Linked DNA regions of Homo sapiens: region 2 is linked to region 1. A link is a contact called in ENCODE Hi-C or POLR2A ChIA-PET data. All regions are on one chromosome and are shown on one strand. Each heading gives the region's core, a stretch centred on a gene start or an enhancer-like site at or near the end of the contact. The rest is flanking DNA. Distances are from core to core; before and after follow the strand shown. Region 1 has its middle 52 kb from the start of SEMA6A-AS1. Region 2 has its middle 86 kb from the start of SEMA6A-AS1.

Evidence for each region. Hi-C counts contacts between places; a loop is a spot of excess contacts on that map. ChIA-PET counts read pairs that join two places held with the same protein, here RNA polymerase II (POLR2A). Pooled maps may share reads with other maps.
Region 2: a map of prostate gland shows a loop between it and region 1 (4-fold over the local background). The contact joins two enhancer-like sites. A Hi-C loop is called at or near these places in 3 of 168 maps with a recorded cell type or tissue (dorsolateral prefrontal cortex, prostate gland and psoas muscle) and 2 of 50 pooled maps. POLR2A ChIA-PET finds 5 or more read pairs at or near these places in 2 of 52 experiments (AG04450 and MCF 10A).

Annotation. Positions count from the first base shown.
Region 1 is chr5:116,393,561-116,398,394 of GRCh38, reverse strand. No RefSeq gene overlaps it. Among named protein-coding and RNA genes, the nearest start is that of SEMA6A-AS1, 52 kb to the left of the region's middle. Within about 2 kb of position 2,419, at least 5 of the 41 ENCODE cell types and tissues checked have a DNase peak (open chromatin) inside an H3K27ac peak, as active enhancers do; they include psoas muscle, where a contact is called at or near this core.
Region 2 is chr5:116,358,586-116,363,419 of GRCh38, reverse strand. No RefSeq gene overlaps it. Among named protein-coding and RNA genes, the nearest start is that of SEMA6A-AS1, 86 kb to the left of the region's middle. RefSeq lists enhancers at 1,916-2,712, 3,807-3,956. Within about 2 kb of position 2,090, at least 8 of the 41 ENCODE cell types and tissues checked have a DNase peak (open chromatin) inside an H3K27ac peak, as active enhancers do; they include psoas muscle, where a contact is called at or near this core.

The DNA.
Region 1 (4,834 bases), core at 1,170-3,669:
AAGTGCTAGGGGCTTCTGAGGGAGGGAGGTTGCTTTGAGCTATGGATGAGAGAGGACTTTGGAAAGGAAATTCTATCTGGGAAGGCAGGGCAGTGGGGATGCTGGTGAAGAAGGCATAGCGGATGGAGTGAACAGCAGGAGGAAAGAGCATCCTTTGGTGGGCATCATAGATTGTGTTTGGCCACTTAAGCAGAATGTTTGTACAGTTGAGAAGACAAACTAAGGATTGAGACTTGATTCTGTAGGTGATACGGAGTGCCAAGTGTGTGATCAGAGGACTGACCAACCTGTGACAGTGGGAGTATGGGAGGTAGAATTGACAACTGCAAACTCAAAGGACAGGAGGTCATACGAGGCTTTAATAGAGAGTTCTGGGTTAAAAGAAAAAAATGTATATTGTGAAAATATGAAATGTTTAGCTCTGCTCTGTCTGCCTTGATATTAACATATTCCACCAACCCATACCTGAGAGTAATCAAGGAGATTCTGGCAATATGCACAAAGTGATTTGCCACATCAATGAGAATGGAAAGTGCCTTTGTGTTCATGCTACTTAAAGTAGCATAGAAACAAAATAAATGAGTCTGGGGCCTTTCAGTGTGGACCCTGGGAAATGCTCACATTGGGTTATCATTAATGGTAAATGGCCCTGGAAAGATATGGCATATGAGTGGCATATGACCAACAAAAAATAAAACAACACGGTGTGTGGGCTGTGGAAGATACAGCCAGTATGACCCCCATGATTGAACGCCTGCTATGTTTTCTAATTTAATCTTCATATTAGTCCCAATGTATTATATTATCCCTATTTTATAGATTAAAAAAAGAAAACACTTAGAATAGTCCAAAAAACTTTAAAGAGGCAACCTTGCAAGCCAGGGGCAAGGCCTCAATTTGAATCCAGGCCCTTTTCACTCCAAAAGAAAGGCTGTGCAGAAGTCACACCTTTGTGTAATGAACACCAACTCCCTGCCTTCTCACCATCTTGAATCCCTTATCTGTAAAATCAGGGGTGAGTTTGGGGGAAAAGGTAGGCAGGGACTAAGTCTGTCTACTTCACAGGTCCATTTTGAAGCTCAAATGTGGAAGCACCTTTCAATTCTGAAGCAAGAACTTTACTAACGTGCATGTTTTGAGGGAGGTATGGGGTGCTGTGGGAGCTGAGCAAAGTGGGGGCTCTTCCAAAAAGCAGCTGGGCAGTCCTCGGGAGGAATATACATTTAAGCAGGTGGTCACAGAGGTGGCTGAGAAAGAAGCCGGAAGAGTTAAGAACAAATGAATTCAGGCTCTGCAGCTTTGCCTATGGCCAAATCTGGGTCCCAACTTAGTGTGACTGGAACCCCTTTTCCCCCTTCTGGCTGGCCCTGAGGCTTTGGGCCGTAACTCTCCAGGTACAGTGAAGCCTGCAGAACCACCTCATGTTGCCCATCCAGTGTCCTCCCATCGCTGGCCTGGCCCCAGGCCTCTGGCCAGGTGCTGGAGCTGATAGACAGCCCCAAGCCAAGGCCACCACCAGCAACACTGCCAAGGGATTTGGTCTGGGTCCATGAAGCTTGTCCTGCCACTGGGAGAGAAATGTACTCAAAATGTAGCCAAGAAGGCTTCCTTTCTCTGCTAGCAGAGGGGGCCTATGGCTCCCCACAGTCTGCATGATAAATCAGTGCAAAGACATCAGCTTCAAGGCCATAAGGGACCCTTATTATCATAGGCCAAACACAGAGTCAGTGCTGCAGGATTTATTTTCTAGTTCATAAATCTCAGTTGATTAGAGCATGTCCTCACAGCATTGCAGAGCCCTCTCCAGCAGGAGCTGTGCATAAACCTATGGCTGTGGTTCCTAGGAGTCTAGGGCCAGCAGAGAAGGTGCCACTTACCTGGCAAGCAACATACTTTTGGTTTGAATTCCAAGTGTAAAGAAATACTGAGGGAGGGAGAGGAGGTTCTACCTAAATTACCCAGAAAATGGCCTCCTCTGCTTGGCTTGAGGAGGGAAGAGTTGCCCTTTGGGGCTTTGTGCCACCCACCAACAAAAACTAGAAATTTTTCCTGGGCTCCAGACCCCCACCTGAGCTTTGATCAGGTGTGAATGGGTCCAAGAACTTCCTGAAATTATTTGGGATGTGTCTGCCTCATGTGTATTGTGTCTGTACCAATGAGAATCCCTCTTGGGAACCTTATTAGTCCCCTGTTGGTCTCTACTGGGACCTTATAAGGCCCGTAGCTTTCTTATATCTTGGGAGAATCATGATCCAAAAATAGTTACTAACTTGTGCTCCAGGAAGATAAACCTCCTCCATTCTTCCTTTCTGAGAAGCAGAACCCTATGCTCCCAGACAGCCATGAGCTGCTTTTGCCTGCCTGGAACATTAACTGCAGGCAGGTTCTATGGCATGACTCCCAAATTGGTGTTTAGCTTTTCAGAAATTGGCAGCATTTTCTCCCTGACTCTTGCAAGGACACTTGACCTCACCCTTCCTGGCCTTTCTTCCTCATAAAGCCAGCTTCTAAAAGAGTGGAAACAGATACTCGGTTACCCCCTGAGGTAGGGGCCTTCTGGGGACAGAGTGCAACCTAGAAGGAGGCTCAGGAGGCTCTTTGCATTCTGAGGCCTGGGAATTGGAGGAGACGCTGCCTAGCCTCAGGAAAAGAATGTAACAGCTTGCACAGAGCTGAGTGTGCTACATAATCCTGTCTTAAAAGAATGAATACCTCCTGGAGGTAAACAAGAACTATCAGAAGGCCTCAGAGCAGCCGCAGCCACCCTAGCCAGAAAAGACATGACAGCCGCAGAATTGTAAAGAGCTAGCTGAGAGCAGCACAGGATGCGTCCAGATGCAAAATATTTCCAGCGCAAAAAAAAAAAAAAAAAAAGCCAATGTCAGAAGCCATGGGGATTCAGGCAACAGAAGTGCCTCTCCTCCTGTCTCCCTCCTGAAGAGGTGTCCCAGGGGTCCTTGAAAACTGGCAGTGCTCACTGAAGAGGCAGGGAGGGCTGAATGCCTTGCTCCAATTAAAGCCTAAGGACCAACCCCGCAGAGTCCCAGCTGTGCTGCTGCTCCACTTGGGAAGGCAAACCTGGACAAGCTCCGCCATTCAGGAAAGCTTCAGGCCTACATTGTTCTCGTGGAGCTCGTGTGTAATAGGAAACGCTGTGGCGTCCAGATCCACTCTTCTCAGCAGCTCAGTGCATCTTCGCTGCTGTCATCTGCTTCTTCAGAGGGAGAGGGGAGTGTGTGGAAAACCATGCTGCCCAACAGTCCCCGGTCTCTTTTTAACGGTGTGCTCTGTTCCCAGTTCTGTTTCTAAAGGGGTTGGGGTGGGGCAGCAGAGGGCACCTCCCACCCAGGAGGCCGCTTTTTTCTTCCCTGAAGTCCACTATGAGCTCCAGCAGGTATCAGAAGGGACTGGAGCAGGCAAGTGGGAACTGAAGCAAATGGACAGCAACTTCATGAGAGGATGCACATCCAATGTCTTCAGGTCGGCTGACCTTTCAAGAGAAGCAGGAAATCTGTGTTTGTAAGTGAAATGTTCCATTTATAATGGTTGGCTCAGGTTTTAAAAGAGTAGTTTTGTAGGCAGGGGTCTCCTTTGTGCTCCCTCTGCTCTGTAGGGAGATGCTCCTCCAGGCCCTGGTACAGTGACACCTGCAGAACCACCTCATGTGGTTCTGCACACCCCAGCACACCCCAGCTAGTTCCACTACCTCCTTGCCCATACTAGCAATGCCCGGGAGCCTCACCGGGCACAACCACGTAGAGCAGCCAGCTCCAGAGAGCCTTGAGGCTGAAGAAGAGATTTGCTCTTTCTGCAATATGTAGAATCCACAGAGCCACAGATCCACAGATGTGAGCAATAATTTTGGCCCCTCCATAATCACAGTTTCTGGTCAAGAACAAGTTCCCATATCCTTGTCAGCTGCAGAATCTGAAACAAGACGTGGTAAAATGACACCCACTTTTGCCTCATGTGGCCATGATGGAAGAATGATAGCCCTTAAGCAATCCGAGCTCCTCTCAAAATAAATAGTCATGACAGCTTCATCACTGCATGCTGAAATAATAGGTATTGGCCTTATTACAAAACCTCAGTATTCTCATGGCATCATACTCTGGCCATATCTCTGTGAAGTACCAGAGACATCCACTGTTTTCCTCATTTCATTGTATGGACTGAAACTGAGGAAGGAAAAGTTTGAAACTGCTCAGAGCCCCCACCTGCCTTCAGGCTTAGGATTTGTATCTTGGGGGTCTCATCTTAATATCACTTCACGCTGCCCCCTCTATCCCCCCAGACTCTGCAGACATTCTTTTTCTGTCCTGTGGCAAAATGAGACTTTCTTTTCTCCTCTTCTCCTTCTTTCCTTCTTCTATTCATCCCTTCACAGGAAGTTAGAGCAAATATTCAAAGCCTTCATTATCATAGTAGCCTTTTAAAGTTTTGCCCCTGAGAGGGAGTCAATATCCTTAAGGCTGTTTTGCTAGCAGATGACTTATTGTGAATAAGCGGAGCCCAAATCCTCTTACAGCAACATACTCAGCATCTCCCTGGTGTGATACCTGGATACTCATGCCCCTCCACAATTCTTGGGGCCCCATGAATACTCATAAATGGTGAATGGACAAACTTGCTTTCTGGCAATGGACCAACCACACCTACATCTCCTTCTAAGTATTACAAAGACAATCAAAGAATTACCCACTTTTATATGATTCTTTATGAAGCATATGCAATGTGGAGCTGAATCAGATACCATTAGGAAGATCCTTTTAATCTCCCTTCAAATATCTTGCTCTCTGATTTACTAGGGTGTTGTACATGTTCTGCCGGAAAA
Region 2 (4,834 bases), core at 841-3,340, 35 kb after region 1:
CAAAGACTTACCTGAAGGTAGTTTTTATAAAAAGTGATCAAAGGGATCCAGAGACAGGATCCGAGGAGTGAAACAGGGGAAAGGCAAAGATGCATAAGTGAGTGGGCTGCTCCTAGGACAACAGATGGTCAATTCCATGGGACCTTCTAAAGATCCTGATAGGATGCAGCTTTTATTTATCTGCTTGGGGAGTAAAATGGTTCAGCATTTATCCATAGGATCCTGCCTTCCATTGGTCAAAGGTGGTTCTCGACACTAACTTCCTCACATCTCCAGGCTGTCCATGGGTGAGTGCCCAGTGGATTCTACAGACATTCTACACAGCAGCTTCAGAGGGGTCCTGGGGCAGACATTGCCACACTGCTGCAGAGCAAAGCTGTTTTGACACCTGTGCAGAAGTGGCCACTGTAATGGTCAGAAGAGTAGGGAGTGACACTGGGAGGATTTGAAATGGGGCACAGGAGATATCCCTTGTACCTCGCATATCTGTCATGGACCCTCTAAACCTAATCTGAGTCTTTTTCAAGGCTGCAGCCTTTACCAGGACTTAGTGTAAGAGTATGAGTGACACAAGTTCTGATTCCCCTGCCTCAGCTGATCTCAAGACCATACTTGGTATACACCACTTATTTCTACCACCCATTCTCCATTTCCCTCATCCTCGGTCAGCATTTAGTTAGTGTAAGTTGCTTGTTTTGTGCAGTGACAGAGACCCTTATCCCCAAGAGGTCTGATCCCTTACATACCCTTCCCATGCCATGGTTGTTGAATTGTGGGTCTGCCATAGTTATGAGGCAAGAGAACACTGAAAGTCACTCCTGTAGATATCCCGAGGTTCAGACATAGACCTCTCTGCCCTCACTGGCTAGCTAGCAGCAATCCAACTCCTCAAGTCAATGGAGTCTAGCACAGTGTGAGGACCACTTCGGTGCTGGCCTTGGGGAGAAGGTAAGAGAGACAGATGGACCAAAAGTTATGCATAGGAGTAGTATGGGGGCCAGAGACCTTAACAAAGAAGGGCCTATCATTTCTTGAGGACCTACTATGTGCCAGGTAGTTTGGGTGACTTGTCATTTCCACACGAGAGCGCCACCGTTATCCTCATTTTCATAAGAGGAAAATAAGTTCAGAGCAGAGAACTAACTTGTTGAGCCAGAGTCACACCCAGACTGCCCAAGGGGGTGAAGCCTACCAGGCAGGGCTCCTTTCAAGGCCCAACCTGACTAGATTTGCATGCAAAATACATAAGGAATCGTGTACCAAGACACTGCCAAGGAGTCAGATCATGACATGGCCAGCCACAGGGCACCTGCAGCCTCTCCCTCTGTCCTTCCTCCAGAACACCTCTTTGCTTCTTTTGGGTGTGAGGTGTCTTGGGCAGACCAGTAAAGTGTGATTCTTTCAAATCCATCCTGTAAACGCACCTTTCTCCTTCTTAAAGTCTCCCTGTCTTCCCAGGAGCCTCCCTATGCACCTTCAGGAACAACACCCAAGCAGGGTGCCTGTCTGCAAGGGGTGGATCCAGTCCGCGAGGCGGCGTAGCGGGCCTGGGTCTGGCCCCGGGCCAGCGAGAGCTGCGGCCGCCTGCTTTCTGTGGGAGCAGCGACAGCGCCGTAATGACAGCGCGGGCAGGGCGCGGGAAGAGTGCGGGGCGGACCCGAATTAGAAGCGCGGGCTCTCATCAGGAGATGCAGGGACCGTGGCCAAGTCCCGGGAGCGTGTCGGGCCCACTTGAAAGCACCAGGCGGCTGGGGAAGAGCAATCAGATGGAGGAGCCCTAAATCTGGAGCTGTTTAGGGTAGACAGCAGCCGCCGCAAGGGCACGCAGGCAGGCAAGGAGCCGCCGGGGCTGGCTGCAGTCGCGCGAGGGCCGCTTGGAAGGTGACGATGGATTTCAAGAGCGCCACCCGGAGGAGCCCCAGGACCTGCGGAGGGAGGGAGGCCGGCCTAGGCAGGCCTGGGCGCCGACCTCGTTTCCCGCGTGCCCTTCCCCACCTCCTTGGGTTGCCCCTGCTGCCCTTACTTTTGTGAGAGCCTCAGCGCCTGCCGCGGCCTTCTCTCCTTGAGTCGCTCTTGTTCTCTAAGGCTTGCTGGCCCCCAGGGCCATTGTTCTTCCAGACGGCGGCTGGAATAGGCTGCAGCTTCGGCATCCCTGGGGTGGTAAGAGTCAGGGCTGCTGTTGAGTGGGTGCCTCCTCTGTCCAGGCCCAGCGCTGGGAGCACCCAAGCTTTACAAAGGCAGCAGAGCAGGCTTCCCTGCGCCGGCTCTGGGCCAGACTCCCTGCCTGGACTCTGGCCACTTCTGCCACTTACTGGTTGTGAGACCATGGACAGGTCACTTAACATCTTTGTGCCTCAGTTTCCTCCTCCATAAAACAGGGATGCTGACAGTGATGACACTACTTTCCTTTCAGGGTTGAGTAGAGAGTCCTTAGAGAGGTGCAGAGCTGACTTGCGTTTTGAATCATGTCATTTACTCCTTGGAACAATGTGTGAATTGTCACATTTTATAAGGGGAAACTGAGGCTCCAAAGTGAATAGGCACTTGCCAGATGACACATCTAGCAGGAGCTGAGATCTGAAACCTACACTTTGTGACTCTAGGATCCATGCTCTTTTTGGTCTTTCAAAATCAGAAGCAGAGAAAGAGACAGAACGACAGGTAGACAGGCAGAGAGAGCCCATGCAGTGCCTGGGCTGGCCCTGGACCCTTGCCAGAAGCAGGGATTCCAAGTGGTGCTGCTTCACTTTTACTTCTACTCAGTATCCTGGGAACCAGACCAAGATCTGGAGCCAAAATTCCCACTGCAGAACGAGAGGCTCCAAATTAGATGCGTACAAAAATAGACATAGACAGGTGATCTTTCCCAGCTCTTTCTTTCTCCCCTTCCACAAACAGGGCTTAGTGATACCCTAGCCACCTACCGAGAAGCCATGGGCCCTGTGGGAGAAAGATGGGGCACTGCGGGGTTTATACTAAAACAGTAGTTGCAATCTAGTTTCAGAATCTCATCAAAGTCCTTCTCTTGCCCTTTTTAAGGCTCTGTTTCTAAACAGAAACCAAGTGGAGGAAAAGAGATTGTAGAGTTTCAGGACTTTGCAAAGGCTCCAAGCATTAGAGCATTCTCTAAGCTCTTCTCCCAGTTCTTGCCTTTCTTCTCAGTTTTCTTCTTGCAGCCCTGTGCCAAGCATTCAATTAACCACCCTGCTCCTGCCCCCATCTCAGCCAAATGGGTACCAGATGTACCATGTAGACGTCGGACAAAGTGGGATAGAAAAACTTTACTCAGACAAATTGGCAGAGAAAACACAATTAGTCAAAGCAAACAGAGCTGAAGCAGCAGGCAAGCCAAGTGTCCAGGAGCTCACCTGCAACACATTTCCAGGAGCCCCTCAAAAACCATTCATTTCAAATGGGGGCCATATGCAAGCCCCTACCCAGCAATGACAGGCTCTGAGCATAGCAAATCAAGAGTCACCATGCAAGGGGGTGGGGAAGTGAAAAGAGATGAATTTGCTTGTGTTCCACCCTGGGGTCTCCAGGAAGGATGTAGGGCCTGTGGCTGCTGTGAAAACACAAGAGCTTAGTGCAAAGAAGCAACCAGAAAATTGGCCCAGCTCCTTCCTGATCTTGCAATCTAGACCTCCAGCTGGGGCCCAGAATTGCAATCACTGGAAGAGGAAGGAACAAAGGCCCAGTTTGAAATAACTCTTTCTTTGGGGGTTCTGCTCGGATCCCTCAGCTGAAAATAACAGCCATCACCTTGGGGGGCTCCCTAATGGCCTGCCTACTTGGAGCATCAGGCAGACCAGGAGAAGCTTCTGCCAACAGCAAACACCCAGAGCCCTGGGTGGTTTGGTCCTGCCACTACCTGCGAGCAGCAGCTGAGATGCAATACTCATTCACCCTCCACCAACATTACAGACACTAAAGTGAGAATTGCAAGAATTGCCTCTTATCTCACAGAACAGCACAGTGCCAAGAAGCAGTGCTGCAAGCTTGGCCTTATATCAGACAGATATAACCTCAAATTCCAGTTCCACCTCTTATGAGCTGTGCAATCTTGAGCAAGTTACTGAACCTCTCTGGGCTTATTTCCTCATTTGTAAACTGGAGATAATACACATAATACACTTAAAGTTGCAAGGAAGATTAAGAGAAATATGCACATGTATGGTGTTGAACACATCTGGCACACAGTCAGCACTCAATAAGTGGCAGCAGCTGTTGTGCTGGGCTCACTGAAAGGACATAAACACCTATAGAAATAGGGAGGTAGGAGAGAGAGGAGTGAATATGAGGAATAAATCTGTAGCTGAAAGGTGTGAGAAGATAAAAGAGCTACAGTTGGAAAAAAACATAGCAAAGTGTCAATAGAACTACGTCATCCACACCCACTTACAAAAAGAGGAACTGAGCTCTCTAGCTTATTAGCAGGGGAAATGTTCTATTTAAAAAACCAAACTAGCCCAAAGTACACATCAACTGTACTGCATCCACATAGTGGAAATGATCACCCAGCTCTGCACTTTTCCTATTGCATAGCCTTGCATGATACCTGAGCTTGGCTCCCCTTGCATTTCACCAACAAGGCCCATCTTTTATTTTTCCTACCTATAGAAATGATTCCAGATGAAAAGTGGTGGGTGGATTACAACTAGAAAGGAAGGTATCCCAGTGTTCTTTTGGAGGCTCAGTCCCTGGAGGTGGTCTTGGCTGGTGGCCTCTGTCCATAGATCTGATACCACCACAACCCACCAGTGTGTCCCAGCATCTGCTCTGTTCTCTTCCCCAGAGCTAACCAGGGGACCTCAGGACTAACAAGGATAGTAGC